Regions from separate parts of the Homo sapiens genome. Here region 1 is linked to region 2. A link is a loop called in an ENCODE intact Hi-C map of the cell type or tissue named here. Cell type or tissue: endothelial cell of umbilical vein. All regions are shown on one strand.

The links. Peaks named below come from ENCODE experiments on the same cell type or tissue, not always from the same donor. Only the 100,000 strongest peaks of a DNase experiment are listed, where the experiment ranks them.
Region 1: it touches region 2 in a loop (8-fold over the local background); 10 of 110 quality-filtered maps call a loop at or near these places.

The regions. Positions count from the first base shown.
Region 1 is chr7:106,640,663-106,645,662 of GRCh38, forward strand. No RefSeq gene overlaps it. Among named protein-coding and RNA genes, the nearest start is that of CCDC71L, 18 kb to the right of the region's middle. In endothelial cell of umbilical vein, no CTCF peak of the experiment used is centred here; a DNase peak (open chromatin) is centred at 2,699.
Region 2 is chr7:106,540,738-106,545,737 of GRCh38, forward strand. No RefSeq gene overlaps it. Among named protein-coding and RNA genes, the nearest start is that of CTB-30L5.1, 56 kb to the right of the region's middle. In endothelial cell of umbilical vein, a CTCF peak has its summit at 1,920 (motif pointing right); a DNase peak (open chromatin) is centred at 1,964; H3K27ac peaks cover 1,830 bases.

The DNA.
Region 1 (5,000 bases), 100 kb after region 2:
AAGAGTCAGCTAAGGAAACCAGCCTGAAAGCATGATGTTTCTGGAACCTCAAAGATAAGCCATTAGCAAGCTGAAGAGTCACTGGCAACAGGTTATGCTTTAAACGGTTCATATATAGGAGCTTCTTAAATATAGCTTCAATATAGACTCCACCTAATAACAAATGAATAGCACAGGGAGTAAAACCGAATCACAACAATGACAGCAATCCTTCCAGTAAAGAAGATACCAGGGAGATAATATATGCTGCACAAACTGTACATTTGACAGCTCTAGGGGTTGCCATTTACATAGTATTCCACATAAATCATGCCTGCTAGAGATGTGCAGTGCACAACTTGTGCAACCATAAGCAGAAAACCCCAAAAGATTCTGTCATTAATATATAACAAAAATGCACATGACAAAGAGCACAAATTTTATGTCTGAAGTTATAAGCATTATGAATTGTATTTATTTAAAAGAGAAAGATTGATAAATTGGATTTTGTCAAATTAAAACTTTTATGAAGGACACCTGTATGAGAACAAAAAGACAAGCTACAGACTGGGAGAAAATATTTGCAAATCACATATCCAGCAAAGATCTTTTATCCAGAATATTATATATACAAGTACATGAAAAGAAGCTCTGCAGTATTAACATTTAGGGAAATAAGGTGCCTTTACATATGTAAAAGAATGGCTAATATATATATATATATTTTGGAAGACAATACCAAATACTGGCAAGGATGTTGGGCAACTGCAACTGTCATGCACTGCTGGTGGGATGCACTGCTGGTGGGATGGTACACCTACCTTGGAAAACAGTTTGGCAGTTTCTAATAAAGTCAAACATATGTTTATCATATGACCTCACTCCAGGGTATTTACTCTAGAGAGGTGAAAACATATTCACACAAAAACCCATACAGAGATGCTTATAGCAGTTCTATTCATAATTGACCAAAACTGGAAATAACACAAATGTCATTCAACAAGTGAATGGTTAAACAAACTCTGGAATATCCATACAATGAAAGTTCGCTCAGGAAAAAAAAGGAACTATTGATATATGAATAATATGAATGTATCTCAAAGGCATTACGCGGAATGAAAGAAAACAGTCTAAAAAATTAAATAAAATAAAGTTCTATTTATATGATATTGTGGAAGTGCAAAGCTATGGAGATGGAGATCAGGGGTTGTCAGGGTTAGGGTGGAGGAGGAGTTGACTACAATGGGACAGCATGAGGGAATTTGGGGGGTCCATTGAACTGCTCTATATTTTGATGGGGTGGTGGTTATATGGCTCTGCGCATGTATTAAAGCTCAGCCAGACATGGTGGCTCATGCCTGTCACCTCAATACTGAGACTGAGATGTAATTATTATATACTAATGACAGAATCTTTTGGGGTTTTCTGCTTATGGTTGCACAAGTTGTGCACTGCACATCTCAACACTGAGACTGAGATGAGGTGGAAGGATTGCTTGAGCCCAGGAGGTTGAGACCAGCCTGAGCAACATAGTTAAGAACCTCTCTTTACAAAAAATAAAGCTGGGCGTGGTGGTGCACACCTGTAGTCCCAGCTACTCGGGAGGCTGAGGTGGGAGGATCACTTAAGCTCAGGACTTCAAGGCTGCAGTGAACTGAAGTCATGCTACTGCACTCAAGCCTGGGTGGCAGAGCTAGACCCTGTCCCCCCTCACCCTCCTCAAAATTAAAACTCACAGCACTGCCCACCAAAAAAAGTTAATTTTACGGTATGTTAATTAAACTATAAAAAAGCGTTTTAAAACCCTCAAATCTCTCTTCTATACCACTCCTGCCCCCACTCTCATTCCTGTCATTTTCACCTCTCCTGGACGACTGCAATTGACTCCCAGCTAGACTTCTCTTCAGTTGCAATATTCAACTCTGTTTTCTTGATGAATTATTATGAAATATTTCTATTGCACAAAATGTTATAAAGAGAAACAAAATCAGTCATATCTAAATAGCTCTACCCTCTCGAGATTGGGCAGGTATACCACTCCTTATGGTTTCCCCAAAACTGAGACCAAACGCGAAAATTAAAATAAGTATCCAAAAGAATATATGTTTGTATTATGTTACACACTTATACCATAGCTTAACAAAAATACAGCTTTATCATGGTGCTGGAAATAGAGTTTATTTTTATTTTTTATTTTATTTTTTTTGAGACAGAGTCTCGCTGTGTCGCCAGGCTAGAGTGCAGTGTCATGATCTTGGCTCACTGCAACCTCCGCCTCCTGGATTCAAGCAATTCTCCTGCCTCAGCCTCTTGAGTAGCTGGGACTACAGGTACATGCCACCATGCCCAGCTAATTTGTTTTGTATTTTTAGTAGAGATGGGGTTTCACTCTGTTGGCCAGGATGATCTCAATCTCTTGACCTCGTGATCCGCCCGCCTCGGCCTCCTCCCAAAGTGCTGGGATTACATGTGTGAGCCACTGCACCCGACCAGAAATAGAGTTTATTCCTATACCCACCCTATTTTATTCATTTGTGGTCCATTTCTGTGTTTCCTGACCTAGCCCCTAAGCCTACTGCTTCTGGCAGGTGCTAAACTAGTCCTAGTTGAATTGAATTTTTTAGCTGTTTCAACTCAGTAGCTCTTTTGACCTGTTGCCTTTGTCATGTGAACATGGAGAAAAAGTGGATGAAAGAGTTCACGTGCTAGACTTGGCACAACAATACTAATGCCTGGAAAAGAACAACAACATCCCAGAGATAGCATCTATTAAACAATTAATTGGCCATTTAAGAAACATGAGTCAGAAAATAGAAGAAAGAGAATTTCCCAATGGGCTACTAAAAAAAATGCACTGGAGTTAAAAATTGAAAGAAAAATAAAACAAAAGTATTTTATCCCAATGTTATTGCAGGTGCTCCTGGATTAACTAGACAATCGTGAGGCAAGTGATTTTAAAACAAACAAAAAAATTGTAAAATAGGCACTGGTATAATTTAGCAGATAATCAGAGCTGCAGCAGAAAACTACCTTTATTTGGAAATAATTAGTATGCCATAGCTACTCAGAGGAGCCACATTTATTGCTAATAGCTGATGCTCAGGTGGTGCTGATAGTTCTATCACCAAAACTAATTAAGGGTCTTAAAAAGGAGGAGGGAAACCACAAGGGGAGACAGAGATGGCTGAACAGATGGGGTGGCTCAGAGGCTCCATCAAACAGGATGCCTTCATTGCAAAGTGAATAATTAGCCTGGAAATTCAAACACACACACAAGGCCTGCAGGCCCCAGCACTAGTGCTGAGAAAATTAGGGGTCAAGCAGAAGAGCTAACAGTTATTGAGCACTTACTCTATGCCAGGCACATTACCTGATAGAAGCCTCACAACCACCTCTGTTTGCAGAAGAAGGAATTAAAGCTTAAGGAAGCTTTGTAGTCTGCCAAGCTCACACAGCTTGTAAAGTCATGCAGGTAAGCTCTACACCCAGTCATTCTGACTCCACAGCCCATGACCTTACTCACAACATACTGTCTCATGCATCCAAAATCAAGCTGTGGTGACTGCTCTGGTTTAACGTCTTCTCCAAAAGACATGTTAAAATGTAATGGCCATCGTGACAGTATTAAGAAGCGGGACCTTTACAAGGCGATTAGGTCATGAGGGCTCTGTCCTCATAAATGGATTAATGCCATTATCATGGGAGTGGGCTAGTTACGTTGGATGTGGGCAACTGATTAAAGGATGAAGTTTGGCCCACATTTCCTCCCTCCTGTCTCTGCCCCTCACTCCCTCTTGTGCGCACACTCTTTCTCACCACGTGATGCCTTCTGCCATGTGCGACACAGCAAGAAGGCCCTCACCAGATGCAGCCCCTTGATCTTGGAATTCCCAGCCTTCAGAACTGTGAGCCAAATAAATTTTTCTTTATATATTACCCAGTCTGTGGTATTCTGCTATAGCAGCAGAAGACAGACTAAGACAAAGATCCTTGCACCATTTCTGATGACCAGTTTCACAGGTACAGGTCTTGACTTACATTCAGAAATTTTCTAATTGTAGTGCTCTCTCTCCACTCCAGTTTGGAATTTACTTGTTTTCAGAACTCTGATTTCTGAGCTGAAATGATGTGAAAACGAAACTTGAAAAATAAATAATTGGATTAATGCATCAGTATGTTATTCCCTGATCTTAGCAACTTACCTACAGCTATCAGAAATATAATATGATGATAGAAAGACATATTGTGTCTAATTTAATCCATCGAGGCCAAACCCTGGAAGAAAATTTTTGGAGCCAGCACTTCTTTTTCTCCAGTCATTCATCCACACAACATGAAGAGCTGCCTGCTTTGTCTATGTGTAGGCTTGTTGGTAATTTTACTTCAGGTTTCAAGAAACAGAGACCCATTCAAGCTGTCTTAAGTAATGGGGGTTTGTTGCAAGGGTGAATGTGGAAAAATACAGGATTCTCAACTACTGGATCACACTACAGAGAAAAAGAGGAACCACAACAAAGCCAGGCCTCCCAGACACTGTGATTAGTTCAGAAACTGGCAAATCGGTGACTGAGTTACCCATCAGCCTCTCAGCAACATGACCTGTTGATTCCTCTTTCAGAAGCTGGCTACTACTGCATTTATTTTCACTGTCATTCTTTACCATATTGTATCTGCTCATTCAAATATTCTGCTCACTTGTGCTAATTGTAGAAACATATGGAAAATATAGAAGGTGAAACCACCATTCAGGTGGTTCTTCAGTATTTTTTTCTACACATACACAATATTTTTAAAAATAAAAAGATCTACTCAGCAAGTGGTGCTGGAACTAATTGAATATCTGCACAAAAAGACAGAAAAAGGCCAGGCGCGGTGGCTCATGCCCATAATCCCAGCACTTTGGGAGGCTGAGCTGGGTGGATCACTTGAGGCCAGGAGTTCAAGACCAGCCTGAACAACATGGCAAAAGCCCGTCTCCACTAAAACTACAAAAAATTAGCCAGGCATGGTGGTGCATGCCT
Region 2 (5,000 bases):
CTCCGGTGATCCGCTGGCCTTGGCTTCCCAAAGTACTGGGATTACAGGCGTGAGCCACCACACCCAGCCACTGAACGCTTTCCTACCACATCAGTTACTGTCATGCGTTTGTATGATTATTGTCTACTTTATGAATTTTTATTTGACAATAATTTGTATTCATTCATTTATTATATTGCAACTGGCATATTCCAGCAGCTCAAAGCATGAAGCGGGAACACACCCTGGAGAGGACACCATCCCACACTCACTCACACTGGGATCGTGTAGACACACCAACTCACATAACATGTACATCTTTGGGACGTGGGAGGAAACTGGAATACCCGGAGAAAACCCACACAGACATTGGGAGAACGTGCAGACTCCACACAGTGGAGTTTCCCTGGCTGGGAATCCATTTTTTTTCATATCAACATTATAATTAAATGATGTTGAATGAAATTATGTTATCTGAGGATCTGCTGTGCATATATAGTTCTCTATTTCACTGCTTTGTCTACCTGCAAGTACCACATTATTTTTTTTGTCTATGACTTTGTAAAACATTTTAGTATCTAGTGGTGTGAATCTTCCATTTTATGTTTTTATGTGGTATAGTTGCTTTTCCTAATGTGAACCCTTATTCTACTTTATATATTTTGGAAATAGTTTATCAGGTTCCCTACCCTCTCCCCACCCTAATCCCGCAGAAAAAGAAAAATTTTACCTGAATTTTGGTTGGATTTGCTATGAAATTATAGATTAATTTGGGGGTCAAATTAATATGTTTAAAAGGTTAAGTCAGTTGTGCAGAATCTGGATTTTATAAAAAATAAAAGTAAAATGTTGTTTCATTTATGAAACAGGATTATCAGGGAAACCACTACTGCTGGTCTCAGCTGCTTACAGCACCCAAGCAGTAGTTCACAGAGAAGCTGCCTCGAGTCTGCCACTGTCCCTACTTTTGTCCATAACCATAAATGATGACTTCTATTATCTCTTTCCAAATGTCATGCAAATTCCTCTCAGTAGCAGAATCAAACCCAAAAGCTCCATGGCAAGAGGCAGGGATAATGCCAAGTTGACAACTATCCACCCAGTACAAAAGAAAAACAAAAAGTTCTTAATAAATGTTAAGTGATTTTCAATAAAGTTTAAAACACACAATATCAAAGATATTTTGAGTCGAAGCATATTTTAACTGATTCAGTGATATGACATATTATTTCACTTGGAAGCATTTCAACTATTTTAAGATTTGCAGAGGCTCACATTTAAAATAGGATGAATCTTTCACAAGGAATAGTATTTCTGGAAAGATCAAACAGTCAGTATGATATAGTATTCCCTCACTGCTCACCCCTAGCCATAGGTTTATTAAACTGTACCTAGTAAGAACTTTATAATGTAAGAGGGGCATGAAGAATTTCATGACTGCCCAGACACCAGCAATAAAAATGATTCAATGTGGGGGTGAATATGATTTATTTTACATAATGTACACACTGTGTGTAAATGACTGAGTCATTATTGGTTATAAAGTATAAGTAGAATTATTATCCAGAACAGTGGTCTCCAAACTCTATTGATCATACATCTTTGTCCATAAAGTTGCTTTGATCATACACAAATATGGAAATTAAAAAATAAAATTAGAAAGAGAGTTTCTAACATTTCTTTCCAGTTTCCCAATGGACCACCTTATGCAGCTCTTGTGGGGCACACACCCCCTGTAATGAGCACTGACTTATCTACTCTCCTGTGTTTTGTCCACATTCTTCATCTAGCTGGTCAAAGCTAGGAACTGAATAAACGTTGCCCATTACATGTAGAAGGATGCGTTGATCAAGACCTAGAGTCAATACTAAATTAAGCACAAAACTGATCAAGAACTAGAGTCAAGTTCACTCCACTAAATATCATACCTGCCAGGAGGGGGCAGATGTGAACAGGGCGTAAGAAAATCCCTACTCAGAGACAGAGAATGTGGAAAAAACAAGCAGCTAGAGGGAGGTGGGGCACAAATTCTACAAGACACACTGAAGCCAGCCAGAGATAGCCCATGGCTAGAACAGGAAACAGTCTGAAAACATCAAACTAAAACCAGAATACAAAAACAACTGCCAAAGACAGAATAAAGAAAAATGCTGGGGTTGGGGATTTGGGTGTGTAGTTCACAGTGGTGAGTGGAAAAAAAAAAAAAAAAAAAAAAAAAAACCAGGAGCTTTCATCCAGAAGCCCAAAGCTGGAGTGAAGAAGAGCTTCAGACAGTGCCAGAACAAATTTCAAGAGCCAGGCAGAAATAGTCAGGACTTCCAGGGCTCAGAAGTTTATGAGGCAACTATTTTGAAACTATTCCTGCAAGTAAGACTCTTCTAAAAAAACAAACTAGTATTCTCAGTCTTGTGATTTCTGATCATAAGGAATTCTCATTCTTTCCAATCTGGGAGATATGCAAGGCTCTGGCAGACTTTTTGAAATGTTAGAGCTCAAAACACAAGTCAAGCAGTTATAGCACATTGCTGAGCAGACAGCACACATTCACTGAAGATTTGTTTACCATTGATTTATCCTGCATGAATGATGTTCCACAGAGGAACACTATCCATAGTGAATACCCCAGGGGCCGTGGAATGTGAAGGCTCTAATGCTCTTCAAGGACCAGGTGCTGTTCTAGGCCCCAGGGATACAGCAATGAACCAGATAGACAAAGCCCCTGCCCTCCTCACACTCACAATCTAGTGGGACAACAACAAATAAAGAAACAAACAGATAATAAATTCCAGATAGTGAAAGTTCAGTGAAGAAAATCAAGCAAGGAGATGGACTAGAGTATGCTGAGGGTGGAAAAGGTGGACTCTCCCTTAAAGAGTAGTCGGGGAAAAGACTTGTTTTAGAGATGTGAGCAAGCCTTGGGAATCTCTGAAGGAAAAGCATCCCAGGCAGAGAGAATAACAAGTGCAAAGTTTCTAAGGAATAAATGACTTGGTGTGTCTGAGAACACAGCAGAATGGCCAATGTGGCTGGAGAGGACCGAGTGAGAAGAGAGAATGTTCAAAAAGTGAGATTTGATGTTTAGCTTTTTCTGTACTTGTATAGGCCTGATTATGTGGCTTAGCTAAGGTTTCCTAAAGAATCTTCTAGTAGCTGCCATTGGTTTGTAAAATAAAATTGGGGCTGTAAAAATTCAAAAAAAAAAGTGAGATTTGAGAGGTAAGCAGAGCTTGACTTTGAAGGGTCTTGAAGGTCATGGTGAGGAGTTTAGATTTTAGTCTAATGTTATCAGATGTACTTTTTTTTTTTTTTTTTTTTTTTTTTTTTTTTTTTTTTGAGACGGAGTCTCGCTCTTTCGCCCAGGCCGGAGTACAGTGGCGCTATCCCGGCTCACTGCAACCTCCGCCTCCCGGGTTCACGCCATTCTCCTGCCTCAGCCTCCCGAGTAGCTGGGACTACAGGCGCCCACCACTACGCCCGGCTAATTTTTTGTATTTTTAGTAGAGACGGGGTTTCACCGTGTTAGCCAGAATGGTCTTGATCTCCTGACCTCGTGATCCGCCCGCCTCGGCCTCCCAAAGTGCTGGGATTACAGGCGTGAGCCACCGTGCCTGGCCTATCAGATATGGGTTTTTTAAAGATCACTCTGGTCACAGGGTCTGGCTGTAGGGAATCGGACTGCAGTGTAGGGAATTGGCCCCTGGACTGTAGGGGCTTAAGAGAGGAAGCAGTGGTGTGCTGGAGGCACAAGAGCTATTAAATTTTCAGGAATTTGTGAACCAATTGTTAAACACAACAATTATTGAAAATTAAATTATATAAACTCACAAATAAGTGATATTAAAAAAGATTGTGAAATGGCATCATTTGTCTGGGGTGATTCCTGAGGTTCGTCATCTCATACCAGGGAAATAGAGGAAGCGGACGCACAAGGAGTGAGCTTAAGAGCAAAGGTTTAATCGGTGAAAGAAAGAGAAAAGAGGATAGCTCTCTCTCTTGCAGAGAGAGAGAGAGAGCAGCGCCCAAGTGGGTCTTCCACTTCTGTGGTAAAATGCACAGGGTTTCATAGACTGGCTTGAGAGGTGGTGTCTGATTTACATAAGGCCCAAAGATTGGTTGTACCAGGTGTGACATTTATATAGCGTGGGAAGAAGCTGGCCATCCCACCCTAACCTTTTATTATGCAAATGGGTTTTCTACCTGGCTGATGCCATGTTGTCTGCTCCTTACTGCACACGAGGTTGACAAAGAAAAGGGAAGATGGAGCCGCCATGTTGAACATGTCTAGCCCCTAGGTAGCCTTTTCCTATTGGCACAGCTGCCAGCATTCACCTGTGCAAGCTTCCAGCTTGCTTATTATCTCTGTTTGCAGCTTGATTTTACAGGCTGCTCTTTGTTAGAAAAGAAATGATTTGGGGGCTGCTTTTCACCGAAAAGAAAACCTTATGGAGGACTTTCTTACCCTTACTGTCTGCCTAAACAATTTCTAGCTCCTGTATCAATTGTAAATAATTTTTAAAAATCACTTTCTAATTATTTTACTACATTCACCATTATTGATGCACTGGAGGTTACTTACATCTTTTTATCTGTGCCTCTCTTCCCAACTCTCTGTTCATTGACATCATGTTGGTAGTTTGAAATGGCCGTGGTGGAAGTGTTTACACCACAGAAACTGGTGAAGACTACAAAGTAGGGCTTTTCCTCTTAGACAGCAAGGGGAATGTTTACCATCCACCACTGAAACAGGAAGACCAGCATCATGACAGCAGTCTGTGTGAGAGATAGTGGCCATGAAAACGAGGATGGTAGCAGTGGTGATCTGACAGTGACACAGTTTCACATAGATTTAAAGGTGAAGTCAGCAGAACTTGCTGATGTATTACATGTGAAAAGCGAAGGAAACAGAGGTATAAATAATGACCTCTGAGATTTTGAATGTGAGATTGGATGTAGCAATAATTAAAGAAAAGTTTCTTGAGACATTTTCCTTTCTAGGGCGTTTGTCAAGGTTTTTAAGATAG